Regions from separate parts of the Homo sapiens genome. Here region 1 is linked to region 2. A link is a loop called in an ENCODE intact Hi-C map of the cell type or tissue named here. Cell type or tissue: gastrocnemius medialis. All regions are shown on one strand.

Evidence for each region. A loop is a pair of places that touch in the nucleus more often than their neighbours do. Peaks named below come from ENCODE experiments on the same cell type or tissue, not always from the same donor. Only the 100,000 strongest peaks of a DNase experiment are listed, where the experiment ranks them.
Region 1: it touches region 2 in a loop (4-fold over the local background); 11 of 110 quality-filtered maps call a loop at or near these places.

Annotation. Positions count from the first base shown.
Region 1 is chr1:154,343,238-154,348,237 of GRCh38, forward strand. ATP8B2 (ATPase phospholipid transporting 8B2) reads left to right here. Exons shown (of 28, transcript NM_001370597.1): 16 at 1-64; 17 at 216-331; 18 at 656-820; 19 at 906-1,017; 20 at 1,158-1,263; 21 at 1,404-1,548; 22 at 1,734-1,917; 23 at 2,085-2,308; 24 at 2,563-2,646; 25 at 2,994-3,239; 26 at 3,383-3,521. Among named protein-coding and RNA genes, the nearest start is that of ATP8B2, 20 kb to the left of the region's middle. In gastrocnemius medialis, a CTCF peak has its summit at 2,198 (motif pointing left); no DNase peak of the experiment used is centred here.
Region 2 is chr1:154,439,986-154,444,985 of GRCh38, forward strand. The region is part of intron 6 of IL6R (interleukin 6 receptor); the gene reads left to right. Among named protein-coding and RNA genes, the nearest start is that of IL6R-AS1, 36 kb to the left of the region's middle. RefSeq lists a silencer at 2,551-2,650. In gastrocnemius medialis, CTCF peaks have their summits at 2,582 (motif pointing left) and 2,781; a DNase peak (open chromatin) is centred at 3,866; H3K27ac peaks cover 3,909 bases.

The DNA.
Region 1 (5,000 bases), 97 kb before region 2:
ATCACCTACCAGCTGCTGGCCATCCTGGACTTCAACAACATCCGCAAGCGGATGTCGGTCATAGGTGAGGCCAGGCCTGGGGTGCTGGGGCGTTTGGGGACAGCATTCAGGCCTGGAATGGGTGAAGTGTGCCGGGTGACTCTTGATGTGTTTATGTTGGGGGTCTTTGCCTGTCTGAATTTTTCTGGCACTTTCTTCACCTGCCCCATTCATAGTGCGGAATCCAGAGGGGAAGATCCGACTCTACTGCAAAGGGGCTGACACTATCCTACTGGACAGACTGCACCACTCCACTCAAGAGCTGCTCAACACCACCATGGACCACCTTAATGTGGGTGTGAGGAGAGGAGGGGCCAGCCTGGGGGGTTCTACTCTTAGTGTGGGGGAGGCGACTTAAGTTTGTTTTATTGTGTAAATTTAAGGTCTACAACGTGATGTTTTGATGTGTATATATAGTGAAGTGATTACTACAGTCAGACAACTTAACACATCAGCCAGCTCCCATAGTTACCTCTTTTTATGTATGTGGTGACAGTCCCTAACTGTGGAATGTGGCACACACCCAGTCTACAGTGCAGGATTATTCATTGTCGCCCTCACGCTGTCCATTAGCTCTCCAGACTTACCCAGGTGTGCCTTTCCACTCTGCCTCCAGGAGTACGCAGGGGAAGGGCTGAGGACCCTGGTGCTGGCCTACAAGGATCTGGATGAAGAGTACTACGAGGAGTGGGCTGAGCGACGCCTCCAGGCCAGCCTGGCCCAGGACAGCCGGGAGGACAGGCTGGCTAGCATCTATGAGGAGGTTGAGAACAACATGATGGTACGGGCTGCGGGACGGGCCAAGGATGGGCACGGAGGGCTCATGCCTGCAATTCTTGTGCCAGGAATCCTTGTGGTATTTTCAGCTGCTGGGTGCAACGGCCATTGAGGACAAACTTCAGCAAGGGGTTCCAGAGACCATTGCCCTCCTGACACTGGCCAACATCAAGATTTGGGTGCTAACCGGAGACAAGCAAGGTGAGAGCCCAGCAGGGCAGAGCCAGTTGCAACTGACAGTAGCCCTGTTGGACCCTTGCATGGAGCCGAGGACATCAGGCAGGCAAGTGTGCTGACCTTGTTGGGTGCCTGTCCGTAGCTCCTGCGTTCTCTCTTGGTAGAGACGGCTGTGAACATCGGCTATTCCTGCAAGATGCTGACGGATGACATGACTGAGGTTTTCATAGTCACTGGCCATACTGTCCTGGAGGTGCGGGAGGAGCTCAGGTAAACAAGAAGCCCAGGGGAGGCGGTGCTGTGCGTTGTGCCCAGGGCTCAGGTGGGGGTTTCTGGACCATTTAGACTTGAATCCCTGCTCCCCACTGCCGTTCTGGAAGACCACAACCGTATCATTTCCACCTCGACAGGAAAGCCCGGGAGAAGATGATGGACTCATCCCGCTCCGTAGGCAACGGCTTCACCTATCAGGACAAGCTTTCTTCTTCCAAGCTAACTTCTGTCCTGGAGGCCGTTGCTGGGGAGTACGCCCTGGTCATAAATGGTCACAGCCTGGTAGGCATCGCTATCCTTAGCTTGGGCAGTATCTTTCCAGTGAGCACTTCTGTCCAGGGCTTTTATATCTTGTTCTAATTTCCCCTGATTTCAGAGAAGACTGGTCTCAAAGGGGACTGGGAGGAGCTGAGACTCCCAGGTGTCTCCTGGAAAGACTGGCTCTCTCAGGTTTCTCTGTGCTCCAGGCCCACGCACTGGAGGCAGACATGGAGCTGGAGTTTCTGGAGACAGCGTGTGCCTGCAAAGCTGTCATCTGCTGCCGGGTGACCCCCTTGCAGAAGGCACAGGTGGTAGAACTGGTCAAGAAGTACAAGAAGGCTGTGACGCTTGCCATTGGAGACGGAGCCAATGATGTCAGCATGATCAAAAGTGAGTGTGGGCTGTGCAGGTGTGTAGGCTGGGCTTGAGGCTGGGGAGGGGCCCACTGAGGTCTCTGGACTGCAGAAGAATGACGGGAAGGGGGTTGTAACTTGGTAGGCTCTAAAGTGTGTGGCCGGTGGCCATCTTCACCCTCTTGTCATCTCTTGTCTCTGCAGCGGCTCACATTGGTGTGGGGATCAGTGGGCAGGAAGGGATCCAGGCTGTCTTGGCCTCCGATTACTCCTTCTCCCAGTTCAAGTTCCTGCAGCGCCTCCTGCTGGTGCATGGGCGCTGGTCCTACCTGCGAATGTGCAAGTTTCTTTGCTATTTCTTCTACAAAAACTTTGCTTTCACCATGGTCCACTTCTGGTTTGGCTTCTTCTGTGGCTTCTCAGCCCAGGTAATAAATGTTCCCAGTCCACTGTTGTGCAAATCTGTAAACCTGAGGGCAGAGGTTCTGTCTTGTTTATCACTCAGTCCCCCAGGGCCTAGCTATTTTCTGGTACATACTCTTAAAAAATGCTTATTAAAGGAGGAGAGAAGGAGCCTCAGAAAATTTCTTAGGGTTCTCTGTATGTGACATCAGCTGTCTTCCTGTGCCTGATGTGTAGCAAAGAAAGGTTGCATGCTCCCTTGCTCCCTGTTCTCTTCCAGACCGTCTATGACCAGTATTTCATCACCCTGTATAACATCGTGTACACCTCCCTGCCAGTCCTGGCTATGGGGGTCTTTGATCAGGTATGGGGGAGTTTGATGATCAGATGGGATGCGGGGAAGGTCACTGCTTGAAGGAGTCACATAGACGTGGTGTGTGACACTTGTGCCCATTTCCTGTGGCCACTGGGAAGGCAGTTCTTTCAGCCGGGGAAGGTGTGGCTGGTTCTCCCTCCTGGCTGCAGCTGATCTAGAACTCTCTTGGGTTGCTGAACTAAGTTAGTCTGGGGGTAGCTGGCTTGAGGTTGGTTCTAGCTGCCAAAGACTTTGGAAAGGAGGAGGCAGGGACAGAGTCAGAGTCTGCCCTTGGTCATCCAGGGTCAAAACGGCAACCTCTGAGGCCCCCTATGCTACATGGTCCTCCCACACAGGATGTCCCCGAGCAGCGGAGCATGGAGTACCCTAAGCTGTATGAGCCGGGCCAGCTGAACCTTCTCTTCAACAAGCGGGAGTTCTTCATCTGCATCGCCCAGGGCATCTACACCTCCGTGCTCATGTTCTTCATTCCCTATGGGGTGTTTGCTGATGCCACCCGGGATGATGGCACTCAGCTGGCTGACTACCAGTCCTTTGCAGTCACTGTGGCCACATCCTTGGTCATTGTGGTTAGCGTGCAGGTATGAGGCCATCCAGGAACTCCCCTCTTCTCTGGAAGGAGTGAGCCTTCTGTCCCTGGGGCTGCCCTGGGCACCACAGTTCTGTTTCTGGGGGAAGGGGCTTTTAGGGCGTGCGCCTGCCTGACTATGCCTACTTTCTGCAGATTGGGCTCGACACAGGCTACTGGACGGCCATCAACCACTTCTTCATCTGGGGAAGCCTTGCTGTTTACTTTGCCATCCTCTTTGCCATGCACAGCAATGGGCTCTTCGACATGTTTCCCAACCAGTTCCGGTTTGTGGGTAAGTCCCCGTGGCCTCCTTGAATCGGTGAGGAATCACAGCTGTTCTGGGACTAACAGGACCATCAGCTAATCTGCACATTCAACATTTCTTATGTGCCAAGTATTCTGTTTATTTTATTTATTTATTTATTTATTTTCGAGAAGGAGTCTTGCCCAGGCTGGAGTGCAGTGGTGCGATCTCGGCTCACTGCAGCCTTCGACTCACTGCAGCCTCTGCCTCCCGGGTTCAAGCGATTCTCATGCCTCAGCCTCCTGAGTAGCTGGGATTACAGGCACACGCCACCAAGCCTGGCTAATTTTTGTATTTTTAGTAGAGATAGGGTTTCACCATGTTGGCCAGGCTGGTCTTGAACTCCTGACCTCAGGTGATCCACTCACCTCGGCCTCCCAAAGTGCTGGGATTACAGGTGTGAGCCACCGTGCCCAGCTAGCACAGAGAAATCTGAATAAAGGGAAAGGGAGCCTGCCATGTGGCTCTCTGGGAACTGTCAATCCAGGAAGAGGAAACAGCAATATAAAGGCCTTCAGCCCTGGCCTGGGAGGAGGTCTTCTGCACGTGGAGCTGGGGAGGAGTGGAGGAAATGAGTTGGAGGGTGGGGGTGTGGAATGAGTCAGGATTATTTAAGCCCTTATGGGTCAGAGGAAGAACTTTGAGTTTTTGAATTTTAATCTAAATGTGAGAGGAAGCCATTGGAGGGCTTTGAGCAGAGAAATACCAGAAGCTTACTTATGTTTTTAAAGGGCCGCTCTTACAGTTTCGTGGATAATAAAGTGTAGGGGGCAAGGGTGGAAATGGGAGACTAGGAGGTGAGAGCAGTCACCAGGTGAGCCTAATGAGGGCTCGGAATAGAGTAAAAGGCCGTGAGATTCCAGAGATGTTTTGAAAATGGAAACAACAGGCCGGGCGCGGTGGCTCAAGCCTATAATCCCAGTACTTTGGGAGGCCGAGGTAGGCGGATTACCTGAGGTTGGGAGTTCAAGACCAGCCTGACCCACATGGAGAAACCCCATCTCTACTAAAAATACAAAATTAGCCGGACTTGGTGGCACATGCCTGTAATCCCAGCTACTTGGGAAGGCTGAGGCAGGAGAATCGCTTGAACCTGGGAGGTGGAGGTTGTGGTGAGCCGAGATCGCGCCATTGCACTCCAGCCTGGGCAAGAGCAAAACTCTGTCTCAAAAAAAAAAAAAAAAAATGGAACCAATAGATTGAATGTGGGGTCCAAAGAAGAGAGAGAAATGAATCAAGATAAAAAACAACAAAAAAAAAATTAAAAAAAAATTTTTACAGAAATGAATCAAGATCCATTGCAGGGTTTTTAGTTGGAGCAACTGAATGGGTTGTGGCATTTCCTGAGTTGAGAAAGACCAGGATCAGATTTGGGGAAAGGAAACAATAGTTGAGTTTGGGCCACGGGAAATTCAAGATGCCTGGTATGTCAAGTCTGGCAGTTGAAGCAGCAGGTCTGGAGCTTTG
Region 2 (5,000 bases):
TCTGCCTCCCGGGTTCAAGCAATTCTCCAGCCTTAGCCTCCTGAGTAGCTGAGATTACAGGCGCCTGCCACCATGCCTGGCTAATTTTTGTATTTTTTGTAGAGACAAGGTTTCACCATGTTGCCCAGGCTGCACTCTAGGTACTTCAAATAAGTGGAATCAGAGAGTATTTGTCCTTTGGTGACTGACTTATTTCACTTAGCATAATGTCCTCAAGGTTTATTCATGTGGTATAACATGTGTCAGACTTTCCTCCCTTTTTAAGGCTGAATAATATTCCATTGTGTAGAGATACCACATTGTGTTGATTCATTCATTTGTCAGGGGACACTGGGTTTGCTTCCCCATTTTGGTTGTGCATAATGCTGCTATGAACACGGGTGTAAAATATCTGTTTAGATTCCTGCTTTCAGTTCTTTTGTGTATATACTCAGAATTATAATTGTGGCATTATATGGTAATTCTATTTTTAAATTTTCATGGAAATGCCATGCCGTTTTCCACAGTGGCTGCACCATTTTACACTTACACCAGAGTGTATAAGGGTTCCAGTTTCTCCACATCCTTGCCAACATTTGTTATTTTTCATTTTGCTGCAATAGTCCTCCTTATGGATGTGAAGTGTTATCTCACTGTGGTTTTGATTTGCATTTCCCTAATGATTAATGTCTTTTTTTTTTTTTTTTTGAGACAGAGTCTCACCCTGTCACCCAGTCTGGAGTGCAGTGGGGCGATCTTGGCTCACTGTAACCTCCACCTCCTGGGGTTCAAGTGATTCTCGTGCCTCAGCCTCCCGAGTAGTTGAGATTGGCATGCACCACCACACCCAGCTAATTTTTGTATTTTTAGCAGAGACGGGGCTTTGCCATGTTGGCGAGGCTGCTCTTGAACTCCTGACCTCAAGTGATCTGCCCATCTATGCCTCCCAAAGTACTGGGATTACAGGCGTGAGCCACCACACCCAGGCTGAGGATCTTTTCATGTGCTTCTTGGCCATTCATATATCTTTGGAGAAATATCTATTCAAATAGAAAGTTCTTTCTTATGTGAACCTAACTCTGGCCTCACTGGCCCTTGCTCTGTTCTCAGGGATAACCAATGACAAATTTCCTAGTCTGCTCTCTCTGAATTCTTTTGGAGTTCCCAGACCTGCATCTGCTTGGGCTCCTCTTCCCAGGCTGTTACATGAGATGGTCTGTGAATTCTTCACCTTTCTGGCCCCCTTCCCCTGAATCTGGTCTCATTTGTGGATGTCCCTCTTTAAGTTGCTGACACTCTCCTTCTATTGGAAGATGGTGTGGTGGGGGCTGTCTGGCCAGCACTGGGTACGGTCTCCACTTTCCAGCCTCAGGTGGATGTGCTTCTTTGGCATAGACACAGCTTCTGTGGGAGCTCAGATAGAACAGTCGGTTTCTTCTCATGTAAGGAGCGGAAGACTTTGAGCCCTCCACCCTATGCATGTGTGGTTTGAGGCAGGGGAAGTCTTCAAAACCCAGTTGTGAATATATCCAAGAAAGAAACCTGCTGCTCCCCTCTCTGCTGAGGGAAGAGCAAGAGGAACTTGGATGATTTTGACGCAAGAGGGGGATTCAGGTTGGAAATTGGCGGGCAGTTCTGAAAAATAAGGGGAAGGTTAGAGCACTAGGTGAGGTGTGTGTTATGGACCACGGTTATTTGGCTGTTAGGGACGCATCAGTGTACTAAACACTGTATCACCGTGTGGGGTGAGCTTACCCACCCCAAGGACCTTCAGCTCTCAAGGCCCAGACAGACAGGATGCACCTGCCTCCCAGACTAGGTGTGGGAGTGGTGGCCTTTGGGAGACACAGAGGTCCTGGGAAGCACCTGGGAGTCAGGTTGTATGACACTGGTAAAGTTAGTTCAGCTCTCAGAGCCTCAGTCTTGTCATCGGTAAAGTAGAGATGATAGCACCAATCTTGTTCCTTTCAGAGAGTTTTTGTGAGTCTGATGAAAAAATATTCTTTAGAAATGCTAAAGCATACTGCATTTGTAAGGGGATCAGCAATTACAGGACAGTGCTGGTTCTTGGGAGGAGAGTGGGACCAGGGGCATCCCAGAATCACTATCCTGGATGCCATCGTGAACTCACTGCATTGGAATCTGGAGGAGGAAGTAGAGTGGGTGGTTTGAGAAAGCTTTCCTGGTGGTTTTAGTATGTGCTTGAGGGGGCTGGAGGAGGGTGCGTGCCCCACTGTAGTATGTCTAATACGTAATAGATGGTGTTCACAGCACGATAAGGCCGTAAGCAGACTGTTCTGTTGGGGCAGTTTAGAGATAGCAGGAAAAGCTTCATGGAGGAGGTGACAATTGAATTATGTCTTGAAGGATGTGTAGGAGGGTCCCAGACAGAAAATGGGGATTGTAGGCAGAGTACAAAGGCACGGAGCTGTGAGCAAGGGGAGGGTGGCAGAGAGCTGCTTGGTGAGGCCGACACGTGTGTGGGTGGGTGGTCTGAGTGGGACAGGTGGAGGCCGGCCTTGGTGGGCCCCTGTAGGAGTGGAAGTGGAATGCCATAGAGTGGGGCTCTGGAGCCTGGACTTCAGCAGGTGCTGCCCCCTTGAGGCTGGGGCCTGGCCCCCCGCACAGACTGTAGCCCAGGATAGCCTTTTGTATGAAGTTGGGGGTCCCAGGGTCACTCTGTCTTAGCCCTGCTTTGGCCAGCAAGGCCAGCACGGTCGGCAGCTTTCTCTCAAGCGGGAGTTCTGAATTTATCCTCTCCTGATGGGAGTTCTCCCTGTCACATCAACATTGAGTCTGGGGGAATCACAAAATCATTTTCTTCTTTTTTTTTTTTTTCAGAGATGGTATCTCATTCTGTTGCCCAAGCCGGAGTGCAGTGGCATAATCATAGCTCACTCCAGCCTTGAACTCCTGCCTCAGCCTCTGAGTAGCTAGGACTATAGGCATGCATCACGATGCCCAGCTAATTTTTTAAAAAATATTTTACAGAGATGAGGTCACCCTATGTTGCACAGGCCTTGAGTGATCCTCCTGCCTCAGCCTCCCAAAGCTCTGGGATTTATAGCCATGAGCCACTGTGCCAGGCTGGAGCCCCTTTTCAAAGAGGGCGTGGGGCAAAATGCCTGGGAAAAGCCCATTAGGTATAAGGGGGTTATTCCTTGCTTCTCACAAATAATCCCTTTAACTCCCTCTCCTATTCCCCAAGAATGGGAATCACACCTGTTGGAGGAGGTGATACCAAAGGTTTGCATTTGCACATGAGGGGGTGCCCTGAAGCCAGGACTGGGCGGTCAGTGCCTCCAGCTACACGTTATCTTCTCAAACTCTTTGGCCATCCATTCTGGAGGAGTTTGTTTTGTTCCTCTCTGCAGCACTCCCAAGTGGGACATTCTGGGGTTAAAGAGCCTTGGTTACACATTTCCGGAGAGATTTTGCCCTGTTCACTTATCCATATGGCATCCCTGAATTCCCTCTCTGCCCTGTTTTCTGCAGCTTTCTGGAACATTCCACTGGGGCCCCGCCCACTTCCACTGCATCACCTGCCACTTTGTGCAGAGCACTGGCTCTGGAGTCAGGCAGCATTGGGTCTAGTTGCTGCCCTTGCCCTTGACTAGCACGACCCTGGGGAAGTACCTCACTGAGACTCAGTTTGCTTATTTGTCAAATGGGAATAATAATGCCTGCCTCAAAAAACCCAAACCCCAGCCTTGCTGGGTTGTGAGGCTTCAGTGAGGTGAGAAGCAATTAGCACAGAGCCTGGCACATGACAAGGGTGCAATAAATGCCAGCATGACTGCCTTTCACCCGTATCTCCTGCCAAGCCTGTCTCTCGAGCTTTGGATTCATGTCTTCAACTTGGCCCAGACTTCTGGCCAGATCCTCCCTCCTGTGCCAGGTGCTCCGCATGACCCAAACCAAACATATCACACCCCTCACAGATCTCCCTGCCCTGCTTGTCCAGGGGACACCCCACCCACCCAGCTACCCAGCCAGGAGCTTGCACATCGCACCAAATGTCTCTGCCTTGGTTTGGGTTCTTGCCACATCTCAATAGCATCTAGCAGTCAGCCATTCTGTTGCACTCCACTCTTCGTGCCCCTCTCCACGACCCTCCTCCCTCATCCTCGCATTGCCTATCCGCCTGACATCCTTGTGCACAACTGGGTGATTCCTAAACGTTGGGATTTCACGGGTCTGTAAAATTTCAAAAACAATTCTGGGGACCAATTAAAGTTGCTAGCTTTTTTTTTTTTTTTTTGAAACGGAGTTTCGCTCTTGTTGCCTAGGCTGGAGTGCAATGGCGTGATCTCAGCTCACCGCAACCTCCACCTCCTGAGTTCAAGCAATTCCCCTGCATCAGCCTCCTGAGTAGCTGGGATTACAGGCATGCGCCATCATGCCCGGCTAATTTTGTATTTTTAGTAGAGACGGGGTTTCTCCATGTTGGTCAGGCTGGTCTTAACTCTTGACCTCAGGTGATCCACCCACCTCGGCCTCCCAAAGTGCTGGGATTACAGGCATGAGCCACCGTGCCCGGCTGGTTGCCAGCTTTTAATTTTGCTAAGTAAGGACATAAAATGTAACAAGTAAGTGATAAATAACTATTAGCATTTACCATCACCATAATTTCATAAAAGAAAGGATGCTTGGTCAGGCGTGGTGGCTCAGGCCTATAATCCCAGCACTTTACGAGGCTGATGGGGGAGGATTGCCTGAGCCCAGGAGATAGAGACCAGCCGGGCACCATAAGGAGACCCTGTCTTTACAAAAAAAAGTTAAAAAAAAATTAGTTGGGCATAGCAGTGCACACCTGTAGTCCTAGCTAAGTGGGAGGCTGAGGTGGAAGGATCACCTGAGCCCAGCAGTTGGAGGCTGCAATGAGCTATGATTGCACTACTGCACTCCAGCCTGGGCAACAGAGGGAGACCCTGTCTTAACAACAAAAAGACTCCTTAACTGCCCCCCACACCCGCCCCCCCCAAATGAGGAAGGGTGAAACCTCAAAATGAGGGGCGCTT